Linked DNA regions of Mus musculus: region 2 is linked to region 1. The links are chromatin loops, found by intact Hi-C in ENCODE. Cell type or tissue: left cerebral cortex. All regions are shown on one strand. Links, peaks and the distances in the headings refer to the core of each region. The heading gives the core; the rest is flanking DNA.

The links. A loop is a pair of places that touch in the nucleus more often than their neighbours do. Peaks named below come from ENCODE experiments on the same cell type or tissue, not always from the same donor. Only the 100,000 strongest peaks of a DNase experiment are listed, where the experiment ranks them.
Region 2: a loop joins it to region 1, with 2.7 times the contacts of the local background. A loop is called at or near these places in 3 of 42 quality-filtered maps.

Annotation. Positions count from the first base shown.
Region 1 is chr3:54,980,244-54,996,284 of GRCm38, reverse strand. No RefSeq gene overlaps it. Among named protein-coding and RNA genes, the nearest start is that of Ccna1, 67 kb to the left of the region's middle. In left cerebral cortex, for the core only: no CTCF peak of the experiment used is centred there; DNase peaks (open chromatin) are centred at 4,228, 6,717 and 7,224.
Region 2 is chr3:54,924,748-54,940,788 of GRCm38, reverse strand. All of the region lies in intron 2 of Gm31358 (a long non-coding RNA gene), which reads right to left. Among named protein-coding and RNA genes, the nearest start is that of Gm31358, 17 kb to the right of the region's middle. In left cerebral cortex, for the core only: a CTCF peak has its summit at 8,005 (motif pointing left); a DNase peak (open chromatin) is centred at 6,027.

The DNA.
Region 1 (16,041 bases), core at 3,492-11,491:
TGTCAAGGGAACAATCAGGTTCCTCTGGGACCTTTCCACAGTAGTAATTGATAATCTACACAAAACCCAGCGGGGAATACATGGGATTCTGAGGCACAGAACATGGAATCTAAGAATGGTATGCTCCACCAGGCAGTTTACTTTTTTTAACCCTTGCTTGATAGCAAGCATATCTTTGATATATTTTTCTTTTTGTTTAAATATTAGTATAAATGGGTATTCATGGTATTTTTAATTTGGTGGGGCCAATTAACTTAGGGTCTTGGTGTAGAGCCTACTCAGCTTCTCCGTGGATCAGAGGATTTGGATGCACCATCCCAGAGCTTAGTAAAGCTCACCCTAGAGGTTCTTACCCCTGCAGCCTCGGTGACAACCAACAGACTGTTTTTAAAGGCAAGCCAGGAGCTCGCACAATAAGGGTCCCAGCACACTGGGAGTAATACTTAGTTCTTTCCTGTGTGTTCCCCCCTTTTCTAGCTGAAACTGTGTGTCATAGTTCATAAGTGACAGAGCATCAGCCTTCAACTTGGCCCATCATCTTGGCACATCAGATGACTACAGTCATCTAGGAAGAGGAAAACTCGACTAAGGAATTGTCCAGATCAGAGTGACCCATGGCAATGTCTATGGGCATTTTATAGATTGTTAATTTATATGAGGGCCCAGTCCAGTGTAGGTGGCACCATTCCCTAGGCAGTTGGGCCTGGGCTAAAACTGGCATGAATAGATAATAACTGGTAAGCAGCGTTGTTCCATGGTTTCTGCCTAGGACTCATTCCTTTAGTCATTGTTTTGGTTTCTCTCAGCCAATGGTCTATGTTACCTATAACAAGTTGCTTTTCTCAGAGCAACAGAAAGCAGAGTACAATGTATGATGAGAGGAGAAAGAACTGGCAGAAATATTCCAACAGTTCTGTTTATCAGTGCAAGCATCTTCCTGTTTCAGTTAGAAGAGGCAGCCTGCTCTGGAGTTATCAAGAACTAAGACTAGGACAGTAGGCTCTGTGCACAGCAAATCAAGATGGCTGCTATCTTAACCATGCTGAACACCTGTTCTTAACTGGAAGGTGGGAACATGACAGTATTTGCGTTTGAGGTCTTTATGAGTATGAAATGAGATCTTGCAGTCACAGAATATGCAGCATTGCAATGGAATGGAAGTTCTGGAAACTCCCATTTCCAATGGAAATAGGAAATTCCTGTTTCCTATCAGGAGTAGATCATAACAACTTATATAAAGTCTGTGGGGGTGCTCTCCTGTTTTTGTGTGGATGGTTTAAAGATTCAGTGGGGATGCTGGAGTTTGGAGGCAGTACATGCATTGGGTACAGCAGTATTTCCTGGGAAAGAGCACACTGGGCAATAGCTGACTGGTCCCTCAGAGTTCCTGGAAAATGAGCGAATATGAGGGGTGATATTTTTGCTTCAGTTTCCTGGAGGAAGGCACTTCCTAGGCATCTCACTGACATGGATAATGATGCTGCTCAAAGCCCAGTTGGCCACCCACTGTCTCCTAATTGCCCAGGACACTGAATTTAGACCATTTTATAATATCTCTCTCCCTCCCTCTCCTCCCTCCCTCTCTACCTCTCCTCCTTCTTTCCCCCTCTTCTTCTCTCCTTTCCTCCCACTTGCCACTCTGGAAAAGAATAATTCATAGGGATTATTTGTTCTTAAAGGAAATCAAGCATGGAAAACAAGGGACAGATCACAGGGACATAGATAAATACACCTAATTATAGGCTGAGCTATTAGCATGACAGGAATTGCTGTTTTTGAAAATGATCTGACAGCCAGAGAAAGCTTCTGCCACCAGCCCAGTCTGTCTGTCAGCAAGCAGGGCCATGACAGGGCTCCCATTGGGCTGTGGGCTCATGCCTTTTCCTTCAGCTCTGCTGATGAAATTGAGCTTAGTATCTCCTGACCCCTCTTTCTCAGAGACCGATCATAGATGTTGCTATCCGTGCTTTGCAGGCCTTTTGCTTAGATTTCTCAATTGGCTTATTTAACAGCTAAAGCCCCTTAGACACTGGCAGATCTTGGCTCTATTCTGCATGGAAAATTTGTGGACCTTCTCTGCAACATCTCCCGCCACAGGGAGATCCTTTCGTATTTTAGCCCCCATGACCCACGTAGATGAAGTCAGACATTTTGAGAACTCTTCTGTCTATTCAGAAAGTATCTTTGCCTGTGAGAAGAAAAATAAAGGACTTTTATGCCCTGTTGCCTGGGATCCTGGTGCATCTGGTTGATGTACATGGCTACATGGTTTCACACAACTGTAAAGTGGGTGTTCTGACGCTGGCTGAGTTTATTTGGGAAACAAGCATGCTTTAAATAGTTAAGGACAGTTCTGGAGATAAATGTAGAGTATATAAAATCGAGTGGGAGTTAGAATCACGTATGTAACAGGAATCTTATTTTAACGTGATTGACGCCCCCTTTGCCTGCTTGAGTTCCTTATTTTGGTCTCAACTGGTCTTAGGTATTTGTGTATATGCAGGGATGAGGAAAGTTTGAGCAAAACTGCAGAGGATCACGAAGAGAAAGCTGAAGAATAACATTCAACTTCCTCCATGCAAATTAGGAGTCTGCAGCAGCACCATTGTCTCAAAAGCTGAGCAACTGTGGTGGTGGTGAGACTGGGCTAGAGGGTCCATAACCTTCATTCATTCTCACGTACCTCTAGCATGTCAATGGGCATGCCCTAAAGAGTAGCACCTCCGTAGCAAGAAGGAGATAAACCTGCATGAAGCAAAACCAGGAGTGTTGCCAATCTATGTCTGTGCACATCTGTGAGCCATGAATACACAGCTGATGGCTGGTGGATCTGCTAGTCTGGCTGCATGGCAGGCAACATGTCCCCGCAGTGGAGTTTTGGCTGGATACAAGGGAGCATGCAGTCTCAGAGGGGTGCAGCTGGCTAAAGTCAAGAAGACTCTGCTTTGTCAGTGGCATCCTTCAAAGTTGTATTAGTCAGGGTTCTCTAGAGTAACAGAACTTATAGAATGAATCTCCTATATTTATATAGAATAGGGGTTCATTATAATGGCATACAGGCTAATACAACAATGGCTGGCTATGAATGGAAAGTCCAAGAATCCAGCAGTTGCTCAGTTTGTGAGTCTGGAGGTCTGAACTGGTCTGCAGTAGACTCTGGAATCCCAAAGTAGGCTCTAATGCCGGTGAGAGAATTGACTTGCTATCTAGGGGAGAGCAAGCAGGGAAAGATGAAAAGCTTCCATCTTCCATATCCCAAGATAGACTTCCAGCAGAAGGTGTGACTCAGATTAGAGGTGGGGTTTTTCCCAGCTCAAAGGATCAAGATTAAAGGTGTGTCTTCCTACCTCAAAGATACAGAAGTGGCTCCTCCTATTTTAAATTAAGCAAAAATCCCTTATAGGTGTACCCTCCATTTGGATCAAGATTAAAGGTGTGTCTTCCTACCTCAAAGATACAGAAGTGGCTCCTCCTATTTTAAATTAAGCAAAAATCCCTTATAGGTGTACCCTCCATTTGGGGATTTTAAATAATTCCAGATGTAGTCAAAGTGACAACCAAAGAATAACCATCACACGGGCCTTGGCCAATCCAACAAAGAAGCCCATCCTTGAGGGACAGTGGCATTACTGTGAGATGGAGACAATAACATGCACAGAGCCAAAGAATATATTAGGCCAGGAGCCTGTCTTCTTTCCAGGGATGTTAAGTGAGACTACTTCTGCCATACAACTGGATTCTATTCTAGTGGGGGAGGGGAAAACAAACAGAAGAGAGAACAGAACAGAGCAGGAAAGAGCAGCAAAACTCAGTATTTTTTTTAAAGTACCTGACCATTAGTTGAAGGAATGTACACCCTTCAACAAATTTGTACACAGCAAATCTGATTACATTTAAACTGGTTGGGCATTTAGTGAGCATGCTCTTGCTGAATAGTTTGAGGCATCAAAGAAAATGCATGTTTAGAGTTCTATCAATGGGTAGAAAAAATCCAGAAAAATATGCAGCAAAGTTACCACTACTTATGAGACATCCAGAGGCAACTCCCCCTTGCTAAAGTCTTACCAAAAATATCTTGCCTTTTCATTTATTTCATCTACGTATGTATTTAGCATTAAAATGTCTCCATTTTGAGAAAAACAAGCTCATGTTTTTGAAAATGCAAGCTTTAGTATAAAGGACCCAGACACTCTACCAAATCAGACAACACTTGGCTGTCAATCAGTTTTGCTCCAAAGAAGCTCCTGGCTGGATTTATGCAGGGTAAGATGCTCTTCTGAATTTTTCAGTGGTGACTTTGTAAAAATGAGTTTTGGATTCAGAACTTGTTACTCACTTACGGAGCATCCAGGAACAGCCTGGTATCGTGCGATGGAAAGTGATCCGAGTGTCTCTGGGGAAAGATCTTTGAGGTTCTCAAGCCCTGCCACTTAGAAAAAGTCAGCGGCACGGAAGTTTATTATCTCCTTGTTCACCTGACATGGAGACATGGGTACAAGCAGCTTTCTGCAGTCTTACTTGCTTACATGGAGGCCTCCTCTCCTGTGGCACTCTCAGGGTCCCAAGCTCAGAGGTTCAAGAAAATGGTAGCCTACTCCCTAGGTAACATAGCATATGGGGCTACAGTGGCTGGTACTTACTGTGTCCTTCTGAGCAGTAGGAGATGGATGACTGCATGGCTTAACGAGATTCTCCGAGGATTCTCAGGTTCCCCTTTACATGGAAGAATCTCACCAGGTCTCAGATTTGGGAGGGACATCTTTCCTTGGATTCAAAATCATTAGATATATTGAAGAATGATCACATTGACTTATGGAATAATTTTAAGTCAATAAACAGCATAAACCACTTGGAAACACACACACACACAGAGATGCACGTGTGCACATGCGCACAAAGGCTACAGGTTCCATACTACTTTTATTTCTACTTCATGAATCAGCAAAGAAATTTTTAATCAGGAGATAATTTTTCCAGGACAGGTGGCTAGAGAGTCACAAGGGTAAAGAGATAGATAGATAGATAGATAGATAGATAGATAGATAGATGATTAAATAAATAATTAGGGAACAGCTTATCAATTTTTTGTGGCACCCAAACAGTGAACAACCCTGGGGAAGTTAAAAGCAAGTCTTCTGTGTCATGCCTGTCATGAGCTGGTTGCTTTTCTTGCTCCTGGTCTGTCTTATATGGGGCAGGATTATGCTTCAACTCTTCTACAACTTGTATGTAGTAGAGGAAACAGAAGGATTTCTGTGGCTATAGTCTCTCATTGCTACTAGTGAGCAAAGACTTACTTAGCAAGCTAAAGGTCCAGATGAGAAATGATGTCACAGATAAGATAGGGTTGGGCAAAGAGCTCAGCTGATGAAGTACTCACTTTGCGAGTAGGAGGACCTAAATTCCATATCCTGAACTCACATTTTAAAAAATAAGTTAGGCATAATGGTCCATGTTCGTAATGCCAGAGCTTGGGAGCTGGAAAGAGAGTCCTGGGGCTTCCTAGTCGGGCAGCCCAGCAGCATCAGGGAGTTCTAAGTGGCCTTGTCTCAAGACAAAACAGCTGCTACTGGAGGAAAGTCTCTGAGGTTGTTCTCCAACTTTCACACATGGGTTCACAGTTGTGCACAAGCAGCTGCCACACATATAGAAACAGACCCACAAACACACACACACAAGTACAGAAAGGAACCTGAGCTGATGGTTCACCTACAGGGAGAGGGAAAGAACTCTACAAAATGTCAGTTAACCACAGTGGATCACAGATAAGTGCTATGGGAGGACCAGCTCCCTCGTGTCATCTGGAGATGCCCACACAGCTGTGGTCATGAGCTTGAGAGAAGGCTGTGCAGTCAGAGAGGAAGAAAGGGTTTACAAGAACATTCTCCCAAATAACAGCGGTTGTGCCTGGCGTCTCCTACAGTCTAAGGAGTAATTCCAGGAATGTCACCTTGCCAGTGACCCAGGCAGTGATTGTTTAGCCCTTTTCTGCACAGAAAGCAATCTGAGGGTGCTGAAACCAGACCGTTTACATTTGTGCTTCAAAGCAAACGGTCTCCCGGGGGTTCCTTTGTTGCTTCATTTTTATGTAAACTATTGTGGGTAGAACTGGGTCTAACAAAGGTTACTAGCAGGAAACTTTCAGTTACTCCTAAGAGCTGGTGCTTCTGTGTCAGGGCCTGTCTGAGAGAACATTCAATGGGTGGTGAGGCTCACCCACAAGGAGACCTTTCTTGAACATTTCGTTCATTCACCTTTATAAGAGGAGCAATGATAGAACTCCCTAAGTGTTTTTCCCATTGTTCTCCTGGGATGCTTACAGGTCTTGGCCATACGCAACTTTGGGAAGGATGTCACTACAGTTACCTACCAGTTTTCCACACATAGATTGCCCAGATGGTGAGGAATGTCCTTTCCCATCCATCTGCTCCCTTCCCTTGGGGTCAGGGTTCTTCTGCGTCATCCTCAAAACTAAGCGGCTGGAGAGATTAGGTTTGGTTCTCTGTTACTCAGAACAGACTGCCTTCATCCAGCACTGACAATTTCTGACACCTATACCTGTCACAGCAGATCGGACCACAAGCAGGAAAAACCGGGATGCTCGACTGCTTCTCTGGGACTCCAAGGGGAGGTGTAGGCAGCACATCAATTCCGTTAAAGTGATTAACTGATTCTCTCCTGGCTTCGCTTGCCAGTGTGGATGTGGACTGAGCTGGCTGCCAACCTGGGCTGAGTTCCCATTGCTGCTGGCTGGTGGAAGCGGTGGCTTTGCTCCAGAGGCGCTTCCCTTCCAGCTGTGGCTGACTGCACTGCTTCCTGTCAGGCTGACCAGGGCAGTTCAGAGAGCAGGTGGCTCCTCTCTCACTTTTTCTGTATCCTCCTCCCACATGTCCATTTTTAATAACCCACACCCCCTCGTGCAAAGTATCTTAATTGATGTTTAAAATGAACATATGCAAATGTCTGTGATCATTATGTATACTTTATTGATAATGTAGTGTGTGTGTTTAAACTCATGTGCATGTCTGTATAAATAACAGATAGGCCATGCAAGTAAGTCTATGAACCACAATAGAGGCTACAGTGCTGTCATCATAGCTCAATTCCCAGTAAATGAAATATTTGCTTTTCTTCTCTTTGGTCGTTTGTTTTTAAGCACACACACCTCTTCCCAGGAAACTGGAGAGATAGAGTCATAGAGTCACACATGTGGGTGGTGAGATTTTTCTCAGTGGCTAGGTGGAGACGCTGACTTTCCCAGGAGCATAAAGGAAAATGACTTTAAACGAGTTAAAAGAAGTGGGAGCTCGTTTTGAGAAGACACCTCACAACTGTATCTAAAAGCTCATTCATTTAGAATGTGATCATCCACTAATTCATTTAATGGGCATTTATGGCTTTTTACTCCTGTAAAAATCAGGTCTGAGGATGGTGGCAAATCAACGGGAGATGTTTTTCTCGGTAGCTTGTGATGTACAGAGGAAGTTTCCCTAACATCGCTTTAGATCACCCGCATGGTTGCTTCTGAGATCACTTTCGTATTGCTTCCTTTAATGCCACTGAAACAGGCAAAGCTGGCAGAGTGCAGAGGTCAAAGCTGTTGCCTGCACCACTGGCTGTTGGAAAAAAAACAGAACTCGTTATAAGCTGTGTGACTTAAAGCAGGTTACTTGGCTGCTCTGCCTATCAGCTTTCTCATCAGTAGCATCAGAATGAATACAATTGATGTCTTCAATAAAATAACATTGGCAACACCATGCCTGGACACTCCAGGTCAGTGGTTCTCAGCCTTTCCAATGAGACCCTTTAATATACTTCCTTCTATTGTGGTGACATCCCAACCATAACATTATTTTCATTACCACTTCATAACTGTAATTTTGCTACTGCTATGGTTGTAATGTAAATATCTGAAGGTTATAGGGTAGGCAATCTCTGTGAAGGGTCATTTGATCCACAAGTTGAAAACTGCTGCTTCTAGGTGCTCTGTAAAGATCAGTTCTGTAGACATTGGAAGATGTTCTTGGGAGTGGTTTAAATTCTAAGAGCAGCTATTTCTGCTGAGATGGAAGAGGGTGCCCTTCTGATGTTTTCTGAAGCAGTACTTAGCCCAATTTCAGCCAATAGATTCTTCAGTATGTTTGATCTGGGAGATGGTAAAGCTGATTTAGTGGTCAGGTTCCCCACCTCTATCTTCATCCATCTTCTGCTCTAACACACACACACACACACACACACACACACACACACACACACACTCAAACTGAGACTAAGGCCCTTTCCAGCTTCCCCACCACACAGACCTTTCAGGCTGTGGAAGAAAGGGGTCAGGTGACTCCAAGGAGAAGGTGCCTGTATAATAGGCCTGAAGATTTAATGGTTGCTAGGCTACCATCCCCTGAGACTGACCTGCTTCAGCTGGCCTGAAGACATGGTAAATTCATGTTCATCTCCAGTAACCAGGAGAGTGTGTCTGCCCCGAAACAGGTTAGTGGCAAGCCAGGGAGGGCTAACTGAAGTGGACTGTGGTCAGAGGAGACCAGTAGAGTCAGGAGGATGGAGCTAAAGTCTGTTTGCCTCTGCCTCTGGCTCTTAAGGAAAAAACTAGCAGCTCGTGGACTGTATTTTATAGGAAAAGAATTTTCACAGTTTCTGAGTGGAAAGAAGGAACTCTGAAGTTGGCCAGGCCAACTTCATGGGGCCTTTGGGGATTTTTTCATACGTAGCCTTTGACTGTAAGAATGAGCTGCACTGTCCAGCAACCATCTTGCCTGAGCTCATTCCACCCTGGTATTCTAGTAAAGAAGACACTTTCAGTTTTGCCCAGAGAATATTCGCAAAACACGTATGTTTGGAGCTAGGCAGTTTGCCCAAGGATGAAAAAAACATTCATAGTTGTTTCCTTCATTCAGAAAGAAGCAAATTTTATCTAATAGCTCTGGGTTATTAATGCTCTTATTGCATGGCTGGTCTCCTGTGATTTGGGTTTTATAGGTCAATGAAGGCTCAATTGCCAAAAACAAACAAGCAAACAAACAAACAAACAAAATCTTGCTCATTTATCTATGTCACTGGTGGCACACCTTAAAGGGGATCTTAGGACCCACAGAGTGCCGTTCTCAGACCTCCTCAGAGGGGCTTCTTGGTGCAGCAGATGGCGGTGACAGCAGAAACTCACAGCTAATCAAAATGCAGAGAGTGGCAGTGGCAGTGCTCAAACACAAAGAGGATATATATGTCACACCTCCGGGCTCAGGGACCATTGCAGAAGCAGGGGGTGGAGGGGGGTGCAGGTTAGAAAGATTATAAGAGCAAGAGGTTGGACAGGACTGAATTGAAAGAGCGTCTTTGGGACATGACAGGATACCTGAAGTCAGACTCAGGTCAGCCAACATTCCAGCCTGAAGAGGGGAAGAGCTCATTGGCCTCCATCCCTAACTGATGTTGATGGTTGACATCTTCTGAAGATGAGACTACTGGTAGGTGGACCATAGTCCAGTGAATGGCCTCATACCCAAACGGGGCAGGACAAATTGGAGTTGATGGGTTGATTTTTTTTTTAAGCACATGAAGTTGAGGGATGTGTGGGGAGGTAGGGGTGGACCTGGGAGGAGCTAGAGGGCACGGATATGATCAAAATATGTTGTACAAAATTCCCAATAAATCAATAAAATATTGCATAATTTTGTTGTTGTTGTTGGTGGTGTATCTACAAATCCATATGTCATTTGCCTAGTAAGTAGATTTCAAATTCATGAGCTTTCTCTTTAGTTCCTGAGTAGTATGGAGATAGAGTGTCCATAGAGCCTGACATTGGATAGAATCTCTCAAACAGGAACTGCCAGGAGGAGTGTGGGAATCAGAACTACGGCAGCTTGGGGCCTACTGGGAACAACGTTCAGCTGCTCTGCCTTCCCACTGGAGCCTTGTCTCCTGGACTGCATGGCTCAACATGCCAGCAAGAGGCTGCCTGGCTCAGTGGCAACCAGTGAGCAACCTACAGCAAGGAGAAGCTTCATTGCCGTGACTCAAGGACAAGGTGGCTTTATTGGATCTGATGTGGAACTGGGCTCTCAGATGGGCCATCCACTACATCCTAGAAAGATGGAAGAGCCAAAGATGGATGTGACTTCTCAAGGTCACTGAGTCCTGATGGCCACACAGGTGACAAAAGGATATGTCCTGCTGGTTTTGAAATGGGGGTCTTATAATATTTCTGTTTTCCTATTTATTTCTCTCTCATTTCCATCTTCATGTAATCAACATCCCTTCGTCCTCCGTGTTTCGTCCTCCTTGAGCAGGTAGACACCGTTGTTTTGTTTTTGTTTTTGTTTTTGTTTTTGTTTTTGTTTCTTCAAGCTGTTCACCCTGGACAAGGGATGTGGGTTTCTGAATGCAGACTGTGTTTTTTGCATTGCTCCTGCCATTCCCAATACGTACCTCCGTGGGAAGTGCTAGCAGTGTTTAGCACAGAATAAACACCCAATGGGGGGGGGGGGGGAGAGGTCAGATGTGATGTTTAGAACAAGGTTGTAGAGAGTCAGTCATGTTAGCAATTCTTCGTAGACACACAGGTTTGATGGGGAGAACCCCAGAGCTGCAGGAGAGGGGTGTGGTCACTGCTGGGGGTGGGGCTTAGACACTTGCCTCCTAAGAGTCTGTCCTGGAGCCCCCAGCGTTGGGAAGGTCTCTGGATGCTTCTCTTCTCATTTTTACACTCTTAGCTCAGGGCATAATTTCAACAACACGGAATATTCTATACACACATAACACACATTCACACGCTCGCGCGCACACACACACACTCACTCACACACGTATCTATGTTTAATTAGTTCTTGGAGGCTTTCGACAATAAGTTTTGATTATATTTTCTCCTCTCTTCCCAGATCCACTCCTTCCCTTCCCACCCGGCTATTTTTTCCTTCTCCCTTTTTTATTAAATTTCCTTTACCCCGTTTCTAATACAACATAATATGATTACAGTTTCCCCTCCCTCTACTCCTCCGTTTCTCCCAGCTCCATTCCCATCTGGATCCACTCCCTTTTTGTCTCTCATGAGAAAAAGAACAGGCTTCTACGAGATAACAACAAAACATAATAGAATAAAATATAAGATAAGACAAAAAAGAAACCCCATCATTTTGTTGAACAAAACATGCCAAAGGAAAAATGAACGAGTCCCAAGAGGTTTACAAGAATTAAAGACCCATCTTCACACACTCAGGAGTCTCATAACGTATGGAACTGAAAGCTATTATGTATATGCAGAGGACCTGGCGCAGGCCTGTGTAGGCCCCGTGGTTGCTGCTTCAGTCTCTGGGAGTTCAGATGAGCTTTCCTCAGCTGTTTTCAGATGAACTTGTTCTCCTGGATGACACAGAATCTTAATATTTAAAAAAAAAAATAAATTATTTTTGGAACCCACTTTAACGCTCAAAGTCAAAAAATAGGCAGGTGACATAAAAAAGTAGCTTTCATATGTTCCCTTATTCTGTCTGTAAAAAATAAAAAATATTGTTGAATGAGATTGCTTTTCTTCTTCTTCTTCTTCTTCTTCTTCTTCTTCTTCTTCTTCTTCTTCTTCTTCTTCTTCTTCTTCTTCTTCTTCTTCTTCATTACACAACCTTATGGGATAAGTTGACAGGCAGCTTAGACTCAGCAGTACTTTTCCCCATCGGAATGGAAATGGTTATTCCTGGGAGATCTGTATTTGCCGATACAACACAGGCTGGGTCCTGCAACTCTAGAGAATGTTCATTTCGCTGTCATTGTGAGGCTCAAGGGCTGGAGTAAAATATCATTGGGAAGCACGTGTTGAGTAACTGCAGGACTGCGCATGCCCCCGCACCCTCACCCTCCTTAACAGATCTCCTTAGTACAATGAGAACCCATCATGCTATGGTTTCAGTCTCTTCTTACAATCATCCCCCAGGCCCCCAGGAAAGGCTGCATTAAAGAAGCCCATTTTCTCCCAAGTATTCACGAACGCAAAATAAGCCGGGCTTTTATTTTGCTCTTGAATCTGCAGAAGTGTGTCCATCTGAATAAATTGATTTAAGTCTCTTTGAAAGCAGGCTGAGTTTGATTTCTCAGGGATGTGGCGCTCTGATCAATAAGCGTTTACCTTTAAAAAGTACCACCATTTAAACGAAACACAACAAAGTCGCTTCATGGGATTTCAATACAAAAAAACCTTTTGAATGACAAAGGGCTTAGACTTGTTCTTTGATTTGAGAAATCTTTACAGAAAAAGAAAGCCAACTAAAAAGATCAAGTAAATAGAACTTTAAAATTCCCCCCTTGGATTCTCTGTGGCTAACGAGGGGATGTGATTGTAATCCATGCACTAGAAAGAGCTTTTTGATCATAAAAATGATACTCAGTAAATATCTGATCTTGTAGGATTTGAAAAACACTGGGAAGTCTAGGAAAAAACTGGCATGTTTTATTTTAATTACAGTATACAAAATGTGCCCAGGTTTTGTGAATTCTATGCTGTGTATTTTTTTCCTTGTAATTATTCAAATTTGACATAACCTAAATTTATATAACTTATTTCCTTTACTATTTACTCTGCCAGAAGAAGGTCTAGCTCTCTTCACCTCTGAAGCTGTCATATGTTTCATAACAATTTAACATTTTTTATTCTTGGAGACAACCATCAGACTGAGTTCAGGGACCCTGGTAGGTGAGCTGCTGGAAGGACTGGACGATCGAAGGAGGATTGCATCCCATGGGAAGAGCAACGTCAGCTGGCCTGACCACCCAGTACCCCCAGGGACTAGACCACCAACCAAGGAGTGTACAGGGAGGGACCCAAGACTCCAGATACATATGTAGCAGAGGATGGCTTTGCCTGACAGCAATGGAAGGGGAGGCCCTTGGTCTTGTAGAGGTTCGATGCCCCAGCGTAGGGGAATGCTGGAGTGGTGGAGCAGGAGAGGGTGGGTGGAGGAGCACCCTCACAGAAGCAAAGAGGAGCAGAGAGAGGCAGATGTGGAATGAGAGGTTTGTGGAGGGGTAACCGGGAAGTGGGATATCAGTTGAGGTGTAAACAACTGGAATGATTAATAAAAGGAAAAAAAAGAAAATTTTTATTCTTAAAGTTTTTCATAGGATAGAACTGAGTTAGCTATATGGAGTTCTACCCATGTGCCCCTCATAATACAAAGCAGTTTCATCAAAGCCAGAAATTCCCTTTGCTGCCCCTTAAGGTCACCCCCTCTCTCTGCCTCTGCCAATCACTGGCAAAACTGATGTTTTCTGACACTGTAGGTTCATCTTCTCCAGAATGTCGTAAACAGGGATATATAGTATATAGCAAGTGTCCTTTGGGCTCTGGACTCTGTCAGGCATCAAGATGCATTTAGGGTCACCCACATTGGCACATGTGTGAATATACATACATACATACATACATACATACATATTTTTTTGAGACAGGGTTTCTCTGTATAGCCCTGGCTATCCTGAAACTCAGTCTGTAGACCAGTCTGGTCTCAAACTCAGAAATTTGCCTGCCTCTGCCTCCCAAGTGCTGGGATATTTTAGGTAATAATACACAATAGCCTCATACTACACATTGATTACCCCCTCCTCGCCGATGGAAATTTGCATTCTTTTTAGTTGATATTGATGAGTAAACTATTGTAACTATTTGATTGTAAACTATTACTGAGTATGTTTTTAATACCTTTAGGCCAATACCCAGGGTAAAGATTGTTGGGTCATTAACTAAGAGTATATTTAGCTATTATAATATTATAATTATATGTATAATTATATGTGTTTATTATAATTATATATTTCATGTAATATATAATACATTACACATATAATACTACATAGCATATGTCATATATTATATATAATTATATATACTATAATATATAACAATATATAATATAATTATAGTAAGTATATTAAACATTATATACTATATATAGTATTATAATTATAATAGTGAACCTTTCCACCAAGCAAGGTTTCTACTCAATTGTGCACTTCTATTCCTCCTATAAGTGGTCTGGGTTATGGTCACTACTGCTCCTAGCCCGGTGACTTCCAGACTAGAGCTGGATTGGAACGGAAACTCCTATCTCTCATTTTCTGGGGCTATCTAGGTGCCAACTCTGCAGCATTCTGCTCATTGTCTGAAGGTGAGGGGCCCTGTGGTCAAGTAAACTGGGTAATGTTGTACACACTACTTCCTCAGGGCACAACAACTTACTTAGTAAGGCTCTGATTCTGTGGAGGTTTGCATGATAATGCCCCCATAAGTTCTCAGAAGTGGCACTATTTGGAAGGATTAGGCCCTGTGGCCTTGGAGTCATTGTGACCTTATTGGAGGACGTGTGTCACTGAGGGTCGGCTTTGACATTTCAGAAGTCCTCGGTGGGCCCTCTGGCTCATTTTCTCCTCCTGCTGCCTGTCAATCCTGATGTAGAATCCTCAACTTCCTCTCCAGCACCATGTCTGCCTGCGTGCAGTCATGCTTCCTGCCACAATGATAATAGACTAAACCTCTGACTAAACTTCTGAATGTAAGCAAGGCCCAATTAAATGTTTTTCTCTTAAGAGTTGGTTGCCATGGTAATGGTGCCTCTTCACAGCAATAGAATAGTGACTAAGGCATAGTAGTAGGAAGGGGCTTTTGTAACTCATACTGCCCACGTTTATTTGCCTGAAGGATCAGTTTCACTGAAACCTACTGTCTCTGCATCTGTTCAGATGCAGGTAAAGAAAGAGAGCCTAGATCTAATGATACACAAGGCCACACCTACTCTAACAAGGTCTCCTAATCCTTCTAATCGTTTCAAATAGTTCCAATCCCTGGTGACTATGCATTCAAATATATGAGCCTATTGGGGACATTCTTATTCAAACCACATCTATTGTCATAAGCAATCTTCTGGTAGGCTGTGCCCCACTCCAGAGGAGTAGGGCACTGATGACCCTCCGGAGCAACAGCATAACAGTTGAGGTTGTCAGGGAGAACAGAGATGTCTAAAGCTTACATCCACCAGGCTGGAAAACTCAGGACATTCCCATTTTTCCAGGATCCAAACACACAACTGATCACTTTCATTTAGTATGATGAAAGGGAAACAAAAGACAGGCCTTGCCAAGCTGTTGGCGAGTGTCTATGCATAATCCAAGCATAGCCTTAGGCGTTTGTGAAGCTATTGGTAGGACTTGGAAGTTTTGATCATCACCAAAGGAGCAATTTCTAATGATACCAATAACCTGTTATGCTCATACAGCAGATAGAAGAGTAGCAAATTTTTCTTAGTTCTCATCTATAAAAGTCTACACAATCTAGCTTTTTGAAAAGCCTTTGGCACTTCTCCCTGCAAACTCAAGGAAGGAAGGAAGGAAGGAAGGAAGGAAGGAAGGGAGGGAGGGAGGGAGGGAGGGAGGGAGGGAGGGAGGGAGGGAGGGAGGGAGAGAGGGAGAGAGGGAGAAAGGAAGGAAGGAAGGAAGGAAGGAAGGAAGGAAGGAAGGAAGGAAGGAAGGAAGGAAGGGAGAAAGAGTCCTATCATGTAAGAAGCAACAACAGAAGCATTGCATTCTTTTCAGATGTTTGTCTGTCCACCCTTTGTCTCATGCCTTATCACCCTGCAGTCTATCCATCCAGCTCACTGTCTCCTCCTCTGGCACAGTTGCCTCCCTGTGGGTCCCTGCACGAGGCCTCCTGCCAGCCCATAGCCTGGCTCTTTGCACAGTTCACATTGTATACCCATCTGGAGCCTTCCTGGACATTGCCAGAAAGGACAAAAAACCTCTCTTTCCTAAAGGGGCCCCTGCCAAGCTTGCTCAAAGCGATAGTCAGCTAGAGCAGTGTGCTGTGCTCCCTGCAGCTGTTTATCTGCCAGTCCCCATGGCTGGGTGATGGATACAAGGTGGTGTGAACTGAAGTTCCTATGGAAAAAACCTATGCCCATGTTAAAGATTCTACAAGGCTGATCAGAATTTTTGTGATTATGGGGACCTGGAATGTTGCAAGCCGAATTATCCAGGACCATCTTTAGCCCACTA
Region 2 (16,041 bases), core at 4,518-12,517, 57 kb after region 1:
CAGGAGAAGGGAGAAAGACCCTAATTAAGACAGTGGAATGGAGTGGGGTGGGGGAGAAGAGAAGGTGGGGGCCACACCTGGATGAGAATGGCTGGAGAGGAAAAGAAACTGGAATCTAAGGTATTCAAACTCAGGACTGACAGGGTTGATCTTGCATTAGAACTCACACATGTGGATAAAAAGCTCTACAGAAGCTCTGGCTGTAGAGCTTAATGGGTTAGAACACCGGTTTTTGTTGCTTTGCTTTTGCTTTGCTTTGCTTTGCTTTGCTTTGCTTTGCTTTGCTTTGCTTTGCTTTGCTTTGCTTTGCTTTGCTTTGCTTTGCTTTGCTTTGCTTCGCTTCGCTTCGCTTTGCTTTGCTTTTACAAGGTAAAGGGGAGGTCCAAACTTTAGTCTTTTGAAGCTCATGTTTAATTCACTGAGCTTTGCTACTCAAGACAGGATTTCATTTTCATTCCCTCTAAAACATGGAGGACCCATGTAAAAGAGGGAGACAGTAACTTAAACATTCAGTGTGGTAAGGAGGGTGTGCTCTAGTTAGCTTCTTTGTTGCACTGATAAACACCATGCCCAAAAGCCTCTTGATAGAAGAAAGGGTAGTGTTGTTGATGATGTTCTTGCTCTTACTGTTTTATTTTTTTGCTTCTGGGTTACAGTTGACTACAAAGGGAAGTCATGACAGGAGCTTGGGGCAGGAACCTGGAGACAGGAACTGTGCATACACAGTGCTCACCGGTTTGTTCTCCACTGCTTCCTCTGCTACCTTTCTTATATAGCCCAGAGCTACTAAGGGATGACACTGCCCACAGTGGGCTAAACCCTCCTACATCAATTAGATATGAAGAAAATGTCCCACAGGACTATCTGAAGGAGGCAATTCCTCAACTGAGCAAGATTACCTCTTATGTCTAGATTTGTGTCAGATTGATAAAAACTAATCATGGCTGGAGGCTAGGTCAGAAGACAATCGTCAGCCAGAACTGTGCTGAAGGTCCCAATTCTAAGGTACCTCTTAGCAGAAGAGATTATGAATAATGCTTGTTTTGTTCCTGTTTGTTTGGGTTTTTGAAATTTTATTTGTTTATTTGATTGGGAGGTGTTTTGTTTTGTTTTGTTTTAAGACAGGCAATCACCATATAGCACTAACTGTTCTAGAACTCACTATGTAGACCAGGCTGGCCTTGAACTCACAGAAATCTGCCAGCCTCTGTCCCCCTAATGCTGGGATTAAAGGCCTGAGCCACCATGCCCCACCTAATAATGTTGTTTTCTTAAACTTATAGTTTATTAAGAGGATAATTCTTTCTGGAACATTCATTGAGATAACATAACAAACACACACACACACACACACACACACACACACACACACACACACCAAAACTGGCCTTTCTCCCTTAACAAAACAGGACTTACATCAGTCAAAGTTGAGAACCTCAGAAGGAGCCGGGCGGTGGCACATGCCTTTAATCCCAGCACTCGGGAGGCAGAGGCAGGCAGATTTCTGAGTTTGAGGCCAGCCTGGTCTACAAAGTGAGTTCCAGGACATCCAGGGCGATACAGAGAAACCCTGTCTCGAAAAAAACAAAAACCAAAAACAAAACAGGCAAAATAACTTTTTTACTACCGGAAGATCCAGCAATACCTCTCCTGGGCATATACCCAGAAGAAGTTCCAACTGGTAATAACAACACATGCTCCACTATGTTCATAGCAGCCTTATTTATAATAGCCAGAAGCTGGAAAGAACCCAGATGTCCCTCAACAGAAGAATGGATACAGAAAATGTGGTACATTTACACAATGGAGTACTACTCAGCTATTAAAAACAATGGATTTGTGAAATTCTTGGACAAATGGATGTATCTGGAGAATATCCTTAGTGAGGTAACCCAATCACAAAAGAAGTTATTAGATATGCACTCACTGATAAGTGGACATTAGCCCAGAAACATAGAACACCCAAGATACAATTTGCAAAACACAAGAAAATCAAGAAGAGGGAAGACAAATGGGTGGATACATCATTCCTCCTTAGAATAGGGAACAAAATACCCATGAAAGGCATTACAGAGACAAAGTTTGGAGCTAAGACGAAAGGATGGACTATCCAGAGACTACCCTACCTGGGGATCCATCCCATAATCAGCCACCAAACCCAGACACTATTGCATATGCCAGAAAGATTTTGCTGAAGGGACCCTGTTATAGCTGTCTTGTATGAGGCTATGCCAGTGCCTGGCAAATAAAGAAGTGGATGCTCACAGTCAGCTATAGGATGGAACACAGGGCACCCAATGGAGAAGCTAGAGAAAGCACCCAAGGAGCTGAAGAGGTCTGCAACCCTGTAAGTGGAAAAACAAGATAAACTAGCCAGTATTCCCAGATCTCGTGTCTCTAGCTGCATATGTATCAGAAGATGGCCTAGTCGACCATCACTGGGAAGAGAGGCCCCTTGGTCTTGCAAACTTTATATGCCCAGTACAGGGGAATGCCAGGGCCAAGAAGTGGGAGTGGGTGGGTAGGGGAGCAGGGCGGAGGGAGGGTATAGGGAACTTTCGGGATAGCATTTGAAATGTATATAAAAAAATATCTAATAAAATAAATAAATAAATAATAAAAAAGAGAACCTCATAAAGTATATCAGTCAAAGGTACTGAGTATATAAAACTCCAGGCCTACAACATAATCATAAAGGTTACAGAAATGAAGTCAGGGCTCAAGACTTCCAGGCACAATTCTGCGACTCTAATTCTGAGATCATGAAGCTGCCATTGCTGCCATCCAGAAGTTAAGACATCTCCAGGAAAGTGCCGTCAGTGCCATAGGTACTCAGCAGCCCCCAAACAGATGACACACTGCAATGTGAAGCACTAGGACTGCCTAGGACATCAAGTAGCCACCACTGCTGCTCAAGGGGAAAGCTCCTTTCTCCTCCAAAGGCAAGCACATCTTTCTGATAGACCATCAGCGACATCCAGAATTCTACATTCAATTCCCAGGTCTCTGACTCCTGCAATCTAGGGCAAAGCAGAAGGAAGCTTAGAAGTGAGTAATTGCCAACAATCACATCCAGCTCAGCCCTAAATCTAAATGTGACTCTGCATACAGAACTCTTCTAAAGCAGGTTTAAGATACGTTACTTTCGATGGGTGAGAACCTAACTCTACTGCCCTACTCCAGAATGGCCACCAAGAGACGTGTTACCCTTGAAGGCACAGAATGTCCACTTTAGCTGTAGTCCAAGAAGTACAGACCACATCTCAAGCCAGCATCAGAACTTGGCAGTATTATTCATGTAGTACTTATTTTGCAGCCATGAAGAATGCAAGCATGAGGGAGTTTTAGAGGTTTGCATTCAAGTCCCAGAAAGCCACTGAGCTCCAACGATGCAGAGCAAGGTTGCATTTTCTGCAAGCAGGCCCTGGGAGACAATTGCACAGAGCTGGAGAAACATAGCCTAAGAGAAAACAGAGACACCAGGCTGTTAGAAATCCCAGGGCCATGGGAAATTTACCTAGGAAAGTGGATCCAGCTCAAGAGAGAGGTCACACACATGTCTACAGGTTGTAGGGCTGAAGTAGTGAGGCTCCTCAAGGCTGTTGGAACCTGAGCAATCCTATCATGAGCCCCATGAGCTGCAGAATTGGTTCTTGTCTTCACTGAATGTCTCTCTGTTATGCCTATGTTCCTCCTTTGAGCATGGGCATGCTAACTCCTGCCAGCTGTATGTTATCAGTACATAAATTGTCTTCTTGACAGGGGCTCACAGCTAAGAGATTCCTGAGACTCAGAAGAAACTGCACTTACGTTTTTGAACTGTCTTGGGACTGGTAAAGCTTTCAGGACTTTAAAGAATAAACCAATTTTGCATTATGAGATGAGCAATAGCTTTTGGAAGATCTGAAATGGATAATTAGAGTTCAAAAGTTATTTGTTTGGATGTCAAGTCTTACATTAAGGGAACGTGTGAGTCAGTCTGGGTCAGCTACTTGATGGGCTTTGGGATTGCCTGGAATACAAACCTCTAAGCATCTCTGTGAAGATGGCTCCTTGGAGGTTTAACAGAAAAGGGAGGGTTATACTGAACGTAGCTGGCATCATTCCACGACGTAGGGCACCACATGAATGTAGGTACTTTTCTGTTGCTATGGTAAACGCTACGAGGAAAAGCAAGCTGGGGATAAAGAAGTTTGTTAGACTTAAATGTTACAGTCCATCACCGAGAGAAGCCAAGGAAGGAACTTAAGAACAAACCTTCTGTCTGCTTCCTGACAGCATATGCAGTGTGACCAGCTACCTCACATGCCTTGCCTGCCACGATGGACTGCACCTGTACACCATACATCCTGGGGTTTTTTTGGTTTTTTACCTTGGTTTCTTCATATATTACATCACAGCAACATAAAAACTAATAGAGATCTTTATTCCACTATATTAAAATATACTTTATCAAGGGGCAAACATAGAGGATCCTATGATTAGATCATGACAGAATCAAGTTAAACCACTCATTTGGCAAGATATTTGTAATGATCCTCTGTTGCACATGAGTAAAATAAAGGACTGAATGTTTGGTTCAAAGACATGTGGTTAGTACTGATTCTATGCTGGTGATAACAGCCACTTCCATCACTCCAGTGTTGGTTTAGCTCATGGATTACAGACATATTCACCTTGTGGGAACATTTCATCTGATACCTGTGCTATTTATAAAATATAAATACATTTTGAACCACAAACTTTTTGGAAACCATTTTATCACCTTTCTATTCACTCACGTGTATTTTGTAATTTATGGTAGTAACAATACCAGGATAGAGGATATTTCTAAATAACCTTGGCAGATAAAATGAGTAAAATTCTCCCACAATTCTTATGGGTCTTTAGTATTTTCTTAACTAAAATCATTTTTAATCTTAGGCTTCTAAAGATCAGAAACATATGGATAGGGATTTGCCCTTTTCTTAGAATATAAATCTGCTAACAGAATAGTTGTAACATTGGGGATAATGAATTATGTCATATCCAGTAAGCTTATGAAAATATTGCCTTCCAAATTGTCTTTGGGGGCGGATCTCTTTTTAAAAGAAAATTAATGAGAACTAGGAATTAAAGTTGCAGAATTTATAGTATTCTCTCTTCACGACTAGAATGTTCTTCCAGAGAAAGATGACATTTGTGCCTCTGAGACATCCGCATACCTAGTAATGCTTAAGTATAATTTTAGATTATATTAAATATAACTGTAGAGGTTTTGTAGTGTCATTTGGCATCGTTCCATGAAGGGAAAGAATCACGGTGTCTTCACCACTTCAACAAACCCCAGGAATAATTCAGGGTCATTTGAAAATAGCCAAGCCATTTTCTCCAACAAGATTTGAGAAGTAGCCTAGTCTGGAACCAAGAATTCTCCCAAGGTCAAGATGAGTCTACTGTGGAGATAATGACCCACACTTTGCCCATCTGGAAATGAGGAGTCCCAGCTGCCAGACTGTGGTGTCCAAGAAACTCAGTCATGTTCCTTCAGGAACATTTCTCTGTAGCCATTTCTAGTTAGTTGCCTGGAGAAGTTCTGAACTGCCCAGACTGGCGTACTTTGTAGAGGTAAAGTCATTGATTTTAAACAAGATCATTGTACTTTTCTATTTGTTGTTAAAGAAGGACCTGAAATTGTTTAAGTTTCACACCCTATAAACTCTCGATCTACCTAAGAAGGATTTCTTTGCAAAGATGTATTACAAATGAAGTTTTACAATTGGGTTTCATGAGCTTTAGAAAAAGCCCCTCACTGTGGTTTGTATAAATAGGCAAATGGTCTTCCTAAGCAGTCGTTCAGAGACTGGGGGCTAGTGAAATGAACACTAAGACTTGGAGGCCAAAGGGATCCTAATTTAGACACACACCCCACACCACTTCACCCCCTGCAAACCTTCGTAGCAACAAGTGCACTGTTGTACTGAGAATGACCAAGCAGGTGTTAATTCCAGCCTCGTTGCTAAGGAGACTCCTACAAGGTCTGCATGATCTGCCCCCAAAGCTCCCACTGAAACCCACACTCAACATCCCTGAGAAAATTCAGCAGCCACCTACATCATGATGACTAGCCAGCAAGTACATTAAAGGCTTGGCTCCTCTGAACACCATACCACCATGTCTCCTACAGGCTCTACTTGCTGAACTACAGCAGATCAAACATTCACGGAGAGCCAGAGCTGATCCACTGATGGTTGTCAATCATCTAGGAAGAAACGGGCTAAGAATTCATAAATGTTTAATGCAATTAGCAAATCACTGGCTTCACTTTTACTCTCCGAGCTCACTAACAGCCTGGAACAGGCACAATGTAATTAAGATGAAGTAGGGCGTTTTTTTTAATATATATTTTTTAATTATGCATGCTAGGGACTGTAGTGGATGGCTCAGCAGTTAGGAGCATTTCCTACTCTTATAGAAGACCCAAGTTCAGGTCCCGGCACCCATAGGACAGCTAACAGTAGTGGGATGTAAAACCATGCCAGGAAGTTTGGTAAGGTAGAACAGGTCGAGACCCAGAGACTCAAGGCTTCAGTGACTCCCACCTCCCTGCCAGACTCCTGACTTGAAACATGTGCCATGCTTCTCACATAAAAGAGATGTGACCACAGTCACGTAGGCCCAAGACAGAGTTCTCCATGCTAATGAGGTACCTAGAGGCCTGGAGGGCTTAGCTAATAAGCTTCCCTTCCCAGACATTCCTCCCTGCAAAAAGTGTTTAATCTCAAGCTCACCTTGAGAAGTGAGGGGTGGGGGTTTGTATAATTTTACGAATCCATTTTCTACCATGACAATAAACTATTTGGAAGTGTGGACTGCCTCTTTTCATCAAGATCCACTATGGGGAGCCATGGAGAAGGCATTCGCCTACAAAGCCTGAGCCTAATCTCCCTTAGAAGGCCACTCTGTGTTCCCAGCTACAACTGACACCAAGTCAAGGACAATTATCCCCATGGGACAAACCAGAGCTCCCCTCTCCCCCAGCCCCACCCCCATCTCCCACTCCCCCATCCTCAAGCTAGATGCTGTCCCTAGCCCTCAGACTCCTGACTACTTTATTTTTTATTTTACTAGATATTTTCTTTATATACATTTCAAATGCTATTCCAAAAGTTCCCTATACCATCCCCCAGCCCTGATCCCCTACCCACCCACTCCCACTTCTTGGCCCTGGCATTCCCCTGTACTGGAGCATGTAAAGCTTGCAATACCAAGGGGCCTCTCTTTCCAGTGATGGCCAGCTAGGCCATCTTCTGCTACATATGCAGCTAGAGATACGAGCCCTGGGGGTATTGGTTAGTTCATATTGTTGTTCTACCTATAGGGTTGCAGACCCCTTCAGCTCCTTGGGTGCTTTCTCTAGCTTCTCCATTGGGGGCCCTGTGTTCCATCCAATAGCTGACTGTGAGCATCCACTTCTGTATTTGCCAGGCACTGGCATAGCCTCATACGAGACAGCTATAACAGGGTCCCTTCAGCAAAATCTTTCTGGCATTGTGCAATAGTGCCTGGGTTTGGTGGCTGATTATGGGATGGATCCCCGGGTGGGGTAGTCTCCCAAGATACAAATTGCAAAACACAAGAATATCAAGAAGAGGGAAGACCAATGGGTGGATACTTCATTCCTCCTTAGAATAGGGAACAAAATACCCATGTAAGGAGTTACAGAGACAAAGTTTGGAGCTAAGATGAAAGGATAGACTATCCTGACTATTTTCTTTGCTCCTCCAAGACTCCCAGTGGCGCCTGGATGTCCAAGGGTCTGAGAACCCTATGGACCCGGCCGTGGATCCCCCAACCCCCATCCAGCTCTGGCTTTCCCACATCTCAGACTGCACTTTCCCACCCCAGAGCAGTGTCTCAGCACTTCCCTGCAGCCCAGCTGTGTCCCACTGGCAGATCTAACTGGACCTACAACCCTACAGTTTTCTGTAACTGCAGTTCCAGGCAATCTGATGCCCTCTTCTGGTCCGAACAGGCACTTGCACACATGTAGTGTACATATATGTCCACAAGTCTTTTAAAAATCATGTGTGCTAAAGTAACGTCTATTACTGACATCAAATAGCCATTTGTTATTTTAAATTATATAAAAGAATCTCCACAGAATTTATTAGGTCCAAAGGTAATCTTGCCTTTAAAGGAATAGAAATCCTTTAATCTCTTTAATAAAATGCATGAACCTGGATGACATTATGCTAAGTTAAAATAGCCAGCCACAGAAGAAAACAAACTTCTTTTATGAGGCATTTAAAGGAGTCAACTCATAAAAAAACAAGAATAAAATAGATTGAAGGTAGTCCCTAGAGGCTAATGGGAGGAGCAGAAGGAATTGCCATTCATGGGTTTAAAATCTCCGTTGAAAAAGATGATCCACCTCTGTAGAGTTTGTTTTGATAGATAACAGGGCTATATTCTACCCTTTAAGATGTTAAGGAAGATGACATCCTGTGTTAGCATGATAAAAAAAATACATCAAAGAAAATGAGATGTGGAGAGAAGAGGGAGAAAAGTTGCGGGAGGAGGTGTAGAGGGAGGGAGAAGAGGAAGTAGGGGAAAGAGGGGGAGGGGTCACACAAAAAAAGAGATTGTCCTAAGGAAATGAATGCAAGTAACTTCTCACCTGATGGATGATGGAGTCGGAGGTGAGGAGTAGGGGGTGAGAGTAGAGGGGCTTTAGTACAGAGCAGATGCCAACATCAGAATAAAGTTTGCCGGAGATTGGCTCGCCTCCTTGGTAGCATCTTTAATACAGAAAAGCATGGGCACGAGGGCCCCTTTTAGAATAGTCTAAAGCTCAAAGCTTTTGCTTTGATGCTGTTTGCCTGTTTTGTGTCCCAAGCACAAAGACAGGCAACACTTAGGGAAACTAAGGGCAGCGCCACGAAAGTTCAGTGGTCAGCGTCCTGCGAAGTCTTATCAGGCTGTCCTTCATAACCGTTCACTGGCGGTGGCGAGGAAAGGACAGAAGATGTCCGTTTTTAAATTTCCTTGGTTCAGCAATGCAAATATTAATTTTATTAAGCAAATACCAGTCGTTGAGCAGAATTTTCAAGCATACTGCTCGACAAATTGGAACATACACAGAAAATTCCTCCTGGTGATTGCCAAGGTCTGATGGTTTTTCTCAAGGAAAAGCCATCATAAGATTGAGGTATGCTCTAATCTGGTCATTTTTTTACCAAGAATAGAACCTATATCTGAATAAGGTAAGAGCCCTGTTCATTTTGATATCTTAGTTGGAAGACTCTTTCCCAGCAACGAACCAAGTGAGATGCCACTTTAAGGAAAGACTGATAGCATTCGCTGCCAATGCTAAACCTCAGGCTCTCCAAAAGAACCGGGACTGTAGACAGGCACATCTGTCACCACAGACCTGACAGAACTCTTCTGATGACATTAGAAGAAATAATAACAAATATTACAGTTTAATGAATAAATATACCAACACTTTGAAGATCTATACCAACACTTTGAAGATCTACACAACGCAGTGAGCTGACACCCCAAATGCCCCTCCCTGTTAAGACACCCACAGTTAAAACACCCAGAGCAGAAGACAGACCAGGAAATTTCAACATGATAGAATTCTGAAAAGTTCATTGATACAGTTTCAGATTCCAAATTGCATCCTACTTTTAAGAAAATGTCACTATTTTTTTCTTATCTACCACTACAATTGGGAAGTCTTATCTAAGAATATGGATTATTTTCTGAAAAGGCTATTAAACCTTTCTAACAACTTACCTGTAGGAAGCTGGCCCTCCCTAATACATGTCAATCAAAACAGCACCCTGGTGGGGTTTGAGGTCACTCACTCAGTAAAGAATGCACCACTCAAACCCAACGACCTGAACCCACAGAAAAGATTGGAGGAGGGATGTGACTCCACAAAATTGTTCTTTGACCTCCACATACACACTGTGGCACATGCATACACACATAGGCGGCATGCATGCCTAAATAAAATGTAATAAAATGTAAAACAAAAACCTCTCGTTGTAGATTGATATGGTTTTCAAAATACATCCATAGACTACTTGGCATTGAGTTAGTAGAGTCCGATCCTCTAATTTTTATGTGCAAGCCACATGACTAATAATCTTGAATTGTAAACTGGCTAAGCAGGTAATGGTTATGTTGTATATGTCTACTTCAGACATTGATTCTCACTTCTAGTGAATAATGATCAATTAAAGGTGACTGCATGGCTTATAGTAATGTTTAAGAGGCACTACATTTCATTTCCCTTTGTTCTCTGTCTTTCTGTCTGTCTGTCTCTCTCTCTCTGTGTGTCTTTCTCTCTCTGTCTTTATCTCTGTGTCTCTGTCTGTCTGTCTGTCTGTCTGTTTCTCTCTCTCTGTCTGTCTGTGTGTGTGTGTGTGTGTGTGTGTGTGTGTGTGTGTGTGTGTGTGTGCGAGTGTGTGTGTGCGTGTATGTGTGTATGTGCGTGTGTGTGAATGTGTGTGTGTGTGTGTGTGTGTGTGTGTGTGTGTGTGTACTAGCAGGGAGTCCCAGTATGCTAGAAGACAACTGAATTTAATCAGAATTGGGTTGATGAGTTAGTTGGTTGCCTGATGCATCTAATAACAGAAACAAGAAACAAAGAAATGAAAAGTATTTGGAAAGAAGTGGTACCCATACTGGATACTCTCCAGTTCCTGCCTCTACGGCCTCTAAAAACAGTTTCAGAAAAACATGTCCCTCCCACACATGTTTACTGTAATACATAAACGCTTTGTTGTAAATTTAAATGTGGTAGACTTTTTGATATATAATGTACTCTCATCTATCACTTTTAAAATACTAACCCATAGATTTAAATACCATATAATTTTGGTACCCACCATCATCCATTTAAAGATGCTTAGAAAAGAGCTTCTTACGGTGAAGTTTCTCATCCTTTCTATTTGAGCCTGTACTTTCAATCCACTCCCTTCACACCTACCCCCAGAACTGAATTTTATAATATATTTCTGTACTCATGGGATTTTTATTTATCATCCTCACACATTTCTATGCAACAAATATGTATATAACCTAAAGTTTAATATGTTTTTTTCTATTTTTATGAGCATGGAGTTCTAGATGGTAAAAAAAAATTCTTTCAGACTGAGCTGCTACTGCAACTATTATAAAGTGGCTATAATGTTTATATACGCAAATGTTTTGACAAAACAACATGCTAAAAACCTTTATTAAATGCTATTAAATAGAAAACTGAACACTTTGTTGGAATTTCTCTTAGAAGAGCAGGGACAGTTAAAGTCAGTGTCTTAGTTACTTTCCTGTTGCTGTGATAAAACACCATGAGCAAGGGAACTTAGAGAAGAGAGAGTCCACATCTATGATGGTGGAAGGGAGGCATGGTGACAAGGGTAGGGATGGGTGATAAGGTAGGAGCTTGAGCAGAGATGGCAAGCTGAAAGTGTCCGAGCTTTTCAATCTCAAATCCTGTCCTCAGTGACATACTTCCTTCAACAAGGTCACACCACCTCAGCCTCAGGAAACAGTGCCACCAACTGGAACCAAGTTGTTCCAGTGTGAAAGACGATGGGCAACATGTCTCAATCAAACCACCACAGTAAGTGAGGATAGCTTTTTATCATTGCTTCATCAGTGTTTAAATGTTACTTATTTTGGGTTGATAAAAAAATATATAGGCCATTATTATCACCCATATTTTACTTATATGTGTATTTCAGAAGCTTTTTCTGATACTCAAACAATAGAAATTTTATAACAATAGCATTTGTTCTAGGTCTATTTCTGTGCTGTGACAAACACCCTGATGTTTGTCAAAAGCAACTTACAAAGAGCCTATATGCCTTACAGTTCCAAGTCACAGACCACAGTTTTGGAGAATTCAAGGCAGGGAGTCATGTGACCTCCTCAGTCAGGAGCCAAAAAGAATAGACAAATCCTTGCTTGCTCCCAGCTAGCTTTCTCCTCTCTTTGCCTAGGGAATACCGATGCCCACAATGGCCTTACACCAATTAATAGTTAAAGCAATGCCCTCACAGGCATATGCCTACAGGCCAACCGGATCTAAATAACTCCTCATTTAGACTCTCTTCCAAGGTGTCAAGTCTAGGCTGTATCAAGTTGGCAGCTGAAAGTAAATAGCACAGCAGTCAACTCTTTGAATTCCTCCTGAATTGAAAGTTATAATAACCTATGTAAGTGTCTTAGCTAAGGTTTCTATTGCTGAAAAGAAAAAAAGAAAAAGAAAAAAAAAAAAAACCACCACCACCAACAACAACAAAACCCATCATGACCAAAATGTATGTTGGGGAGGAAAAGGTTTATTTGGCTTACATCTCCAGATCATAGTTCATTATTTGTGGAAGTCAAGACAGGAACTCAGGCATAACTGGAACCTGAAGCCAGGAGCTGATGAAGAGGCCATGGAGGGGTGTGTTTACTGGCTTGCTAGGCCTGCTTTCTTGTAGGACCCGGCCACCAGCCCAGGGATGACTCCACCCGCCATGGGCTAGACCCTCCCCATTGATCACTAATTGAGAAAATGTCTTATAGCCGGATCTCATGGAGGCATTTTCTTAATAGAGGCTCCTTCCTCTCTGATGACTCTAACTAGTCTCAAGTGACATTAACATACAAAACCAGCCAGTATAGTAAGACTCTCTTATCAAGGGTGTCAGATCTCAGCTGAGAATTTATTAACAGTAAAGATTCTTCTAATTAAAAAAAAAATGAAGATTCTTCTAATTTGTAAAAGTGTTTGTTATTCAGCTGTTAAAATAATTTATTTCCCAATATCTTTGACATATGTTTTAAAAAAGCTTTATAAGACTTATCTGAACAACTGAAATTATACTTTTTAAACTTTCCTTTAGAGTCGTGCTGCTTAATCCAGATTTTTACAGCAAAACATGACAACCTGAAAGCAGAAGAGGTGATTTCATTACACTTTTTCTCTGGGTACGGTAGCGCATGCCCATAGTCTTACACTGAGAGGGCAGAGGCAGGATTGCCACAAGTTCAAAGCCAGCCTGGTCTACAGAGTAAGTTCCAGCCAGAGCTACAAACTGACACCCACATCACAACCTGTTTGTCAAAATGGTATTTTTATTAGTTATTTGATCACATCACAATTTTTAAATTAAAATTGATAATTTGAGTCAAATGTTGATTCACAAGGGGTGGTAAGAAGTGATGCCCCTCATCTGGCGTCTCCTGATCATGTTCATTTTACACATTTCAACAGAACTTTTAAAAGACAGAAATTGTTTGTTCAATATGTGGAGAAACCTTCCATGCAATACAACCAACAAAAGTAATATCTGACAAACAGTGAGCTAATTCTAAATGTCCTTAAAAAGGGTGATGTCAGCTTAAAATTGTCCTTCATGGGAGAAGTTACTGAAATATTTTATGTGAATATTCACTTTTAAGGTCAATCTATAGACTCAATATAATGTTTTCTAATTGGTTATGATAAAAATAAATCAGTAACATCAGGTCCTCATGGTGATTTTCTAAAACTATGCATTGGTCAACTACAGTGATAACTCTTGATAGATGAAGAGACTAATAAAATGTGTGGCTGCCTCTGTGTCTTCTGTATGTGCATCAAGCCTGTTTCCTAACTTTTTTACAAAATAAGGTTTAAAGGGTTAACATAAAATCAGAGTTCCGAGCCAGTCTTGACAACCCCTGCCCTATAATCTGAGCATCTGAGAACCCGACCTGGGCAGGAGGGTCATGAAGTCAAGGCCAGTCTAGACTATTTAGGGAGACCCTGGCTCTAAAAAAAACCCAAATAATTTTTTTTAAAAAAAACTATAATTTTCTATTAATTTTGTTGACTACAGAGGTTCCTAATAATAAATTCTGACGCTTCCACTGATCTTATAAAAGCAACAACAACAACAAATTCACAACCTTTATCACTGGAAACTTTCCAAGCAGCAAACAACTACAGCAGTATTGCCTGTTACTAAGAAGAAGTAAATATTTTGTAACATAAAGTTATTAGCAAAATTAGAATTCATATTTTATCATTTGTTAAAAAGGGATTTGTCTTCTTAAAAATTGTATGAATTTACCTCATATAAACATATTAGCTTGTAATTCTTGAGTTGGGTGTAGTGTTGCATACTAGAATCCCAGCTCTTGAGACACAGAAACAAGGTTACTGTGTGTTTGAAGCCGATGTAGGTCAGGTGCTCAACAGGACATTGTCTTTAAACATCTAAATTAGTCTTCAAAAACTGCTGGTCATAGAAAGCATGGCAATGATGTGTAAAAACCAACAATATGAATGTAACTTTACTCAGATATTTCAATGGTTCTTCTTGTGGTTCTAGACCACAAGCTCTAGAATGGGTCTTATCATCGTCAACCTCAGCAATACCTTTAGAATACCTTTATGGATAACACTTCACAACACTATCCCAGCAGAGTGGGCACGTCGCCGCTGATCAAACACAGCCTGTATCGTGACAGTAGCACTTTACCCCTGGGGTCTTTCTCCCCAAATCTATATATCCCAACAAATCATAAGAAAAGCTGTAGAGAAATGCCAACAAAAGGACATTTGACAAAGTGCCTTACCAGTACTACTCTAGTTTGGGAAGGTCATAAAGAAAAAAGAAGTTTAAGGAAATATCACAGCCAAAAATAGACAAGGAAATAAGATAGCGGGTGTAATGTGGCACCCTGGATGCAGTCCAGACTGATACCTTTTAGAAGCTGAGAAAACCTGAATAAAACATGACCCATGACTAAGACAGGAGCATTAATTGTTTTGTTAATTGTGATGAAGATGCCATCACAATGTGAGATGTCATTGTCAGAGCTTATAAAGGGAGACGGAGAAACAGGAGCCCTCTGCCAATGTCTACTGTTTCCATAACTGTAATTGTTCAAGAAGCCTGGATTGTATTTGTTAAACATCTCCAAGTGAAGTATCTTTGATGGATAAGGCAAACATTTCAGGTAGATATGAATGTGGCTTTGATTGTTGGCATTTCTCTAAGGTATTCTCTTTCTTTAGCTTTCAAAACTAAACTTTTGTTGCAGATAGGGTAGAGATAAAAAAGCCAAGGTCATTAAACAAAACTATTGTTTTTCCTTCTACAGCATTCTATTCAGCATCTGAATTTAGAACGGTACAAGTGCCAAAAATAGACCGCTTTCGCCTGAAGCAAAATCCATAGGGAACAAGAAAAACAGTGAAGGCTCGAGACTTTAAGTTAGTTAATGTTACTAAAACTCTCTCCTAAATAATCTGATGATATCATTTTATTTAGCATGATAAAGGTTTTACACCCTAGTTGGCTTGGAGTGAGGGATGTCTGTGCCTTTCTCAGATCACATGTCCGGAGGGTAATATAAGCTCCCATGAGTTCTCAGATATATCAACTTAAAAATAATTGACAGAAAGTGCGAGAACTTCCTTAAAAGTACCCCCTCCATGTCCCTACTTGCAGGTCATCCTGATGTATGCCTAGCTGAAAGGCTACTGGGGCTGACAGGAGCCCAAGCTGAGGATGGAGGGAAGTGGTGACACAGGAGCCATCAGGTGAGAAGAGCAGCAGGGCTGCCAGCTAGATGCATTTGATGGTGTTGAAGAAATTGTTGCTAAAGGACCTGGCGAGGTAGAGAAGGAGGATGATGGAGGGAGAGGAGATGGAGTGGGAGAGGAAGAGGACACAGCAAGAAGATGGAAACTAATGAGGTGTCTTCTTGACTGGAATTTTAAGGTGAGGAAAGGCAAAGCCAACAATGGGGGTCTTCATCCTAGGGTTAAGTGGGAAAGTAAGAAGACAGGTGGCAGGCTGGTGAGATGGCTCAGCAGGTAAAAGCACTGATTGCTCTTCCGAAGGTCCTGAGTTCAAATCCCAGCAACCACGTGGTGGCTCATGACCATCCATAATGAGATCTGACACCCTCTTCTGGTGTGTCTCAAAGATAGCTACAGTGTACTTACATATAATAATAAACAAATATTTGAGTCGGAGAAAGCAGAGGTCCTGAGTT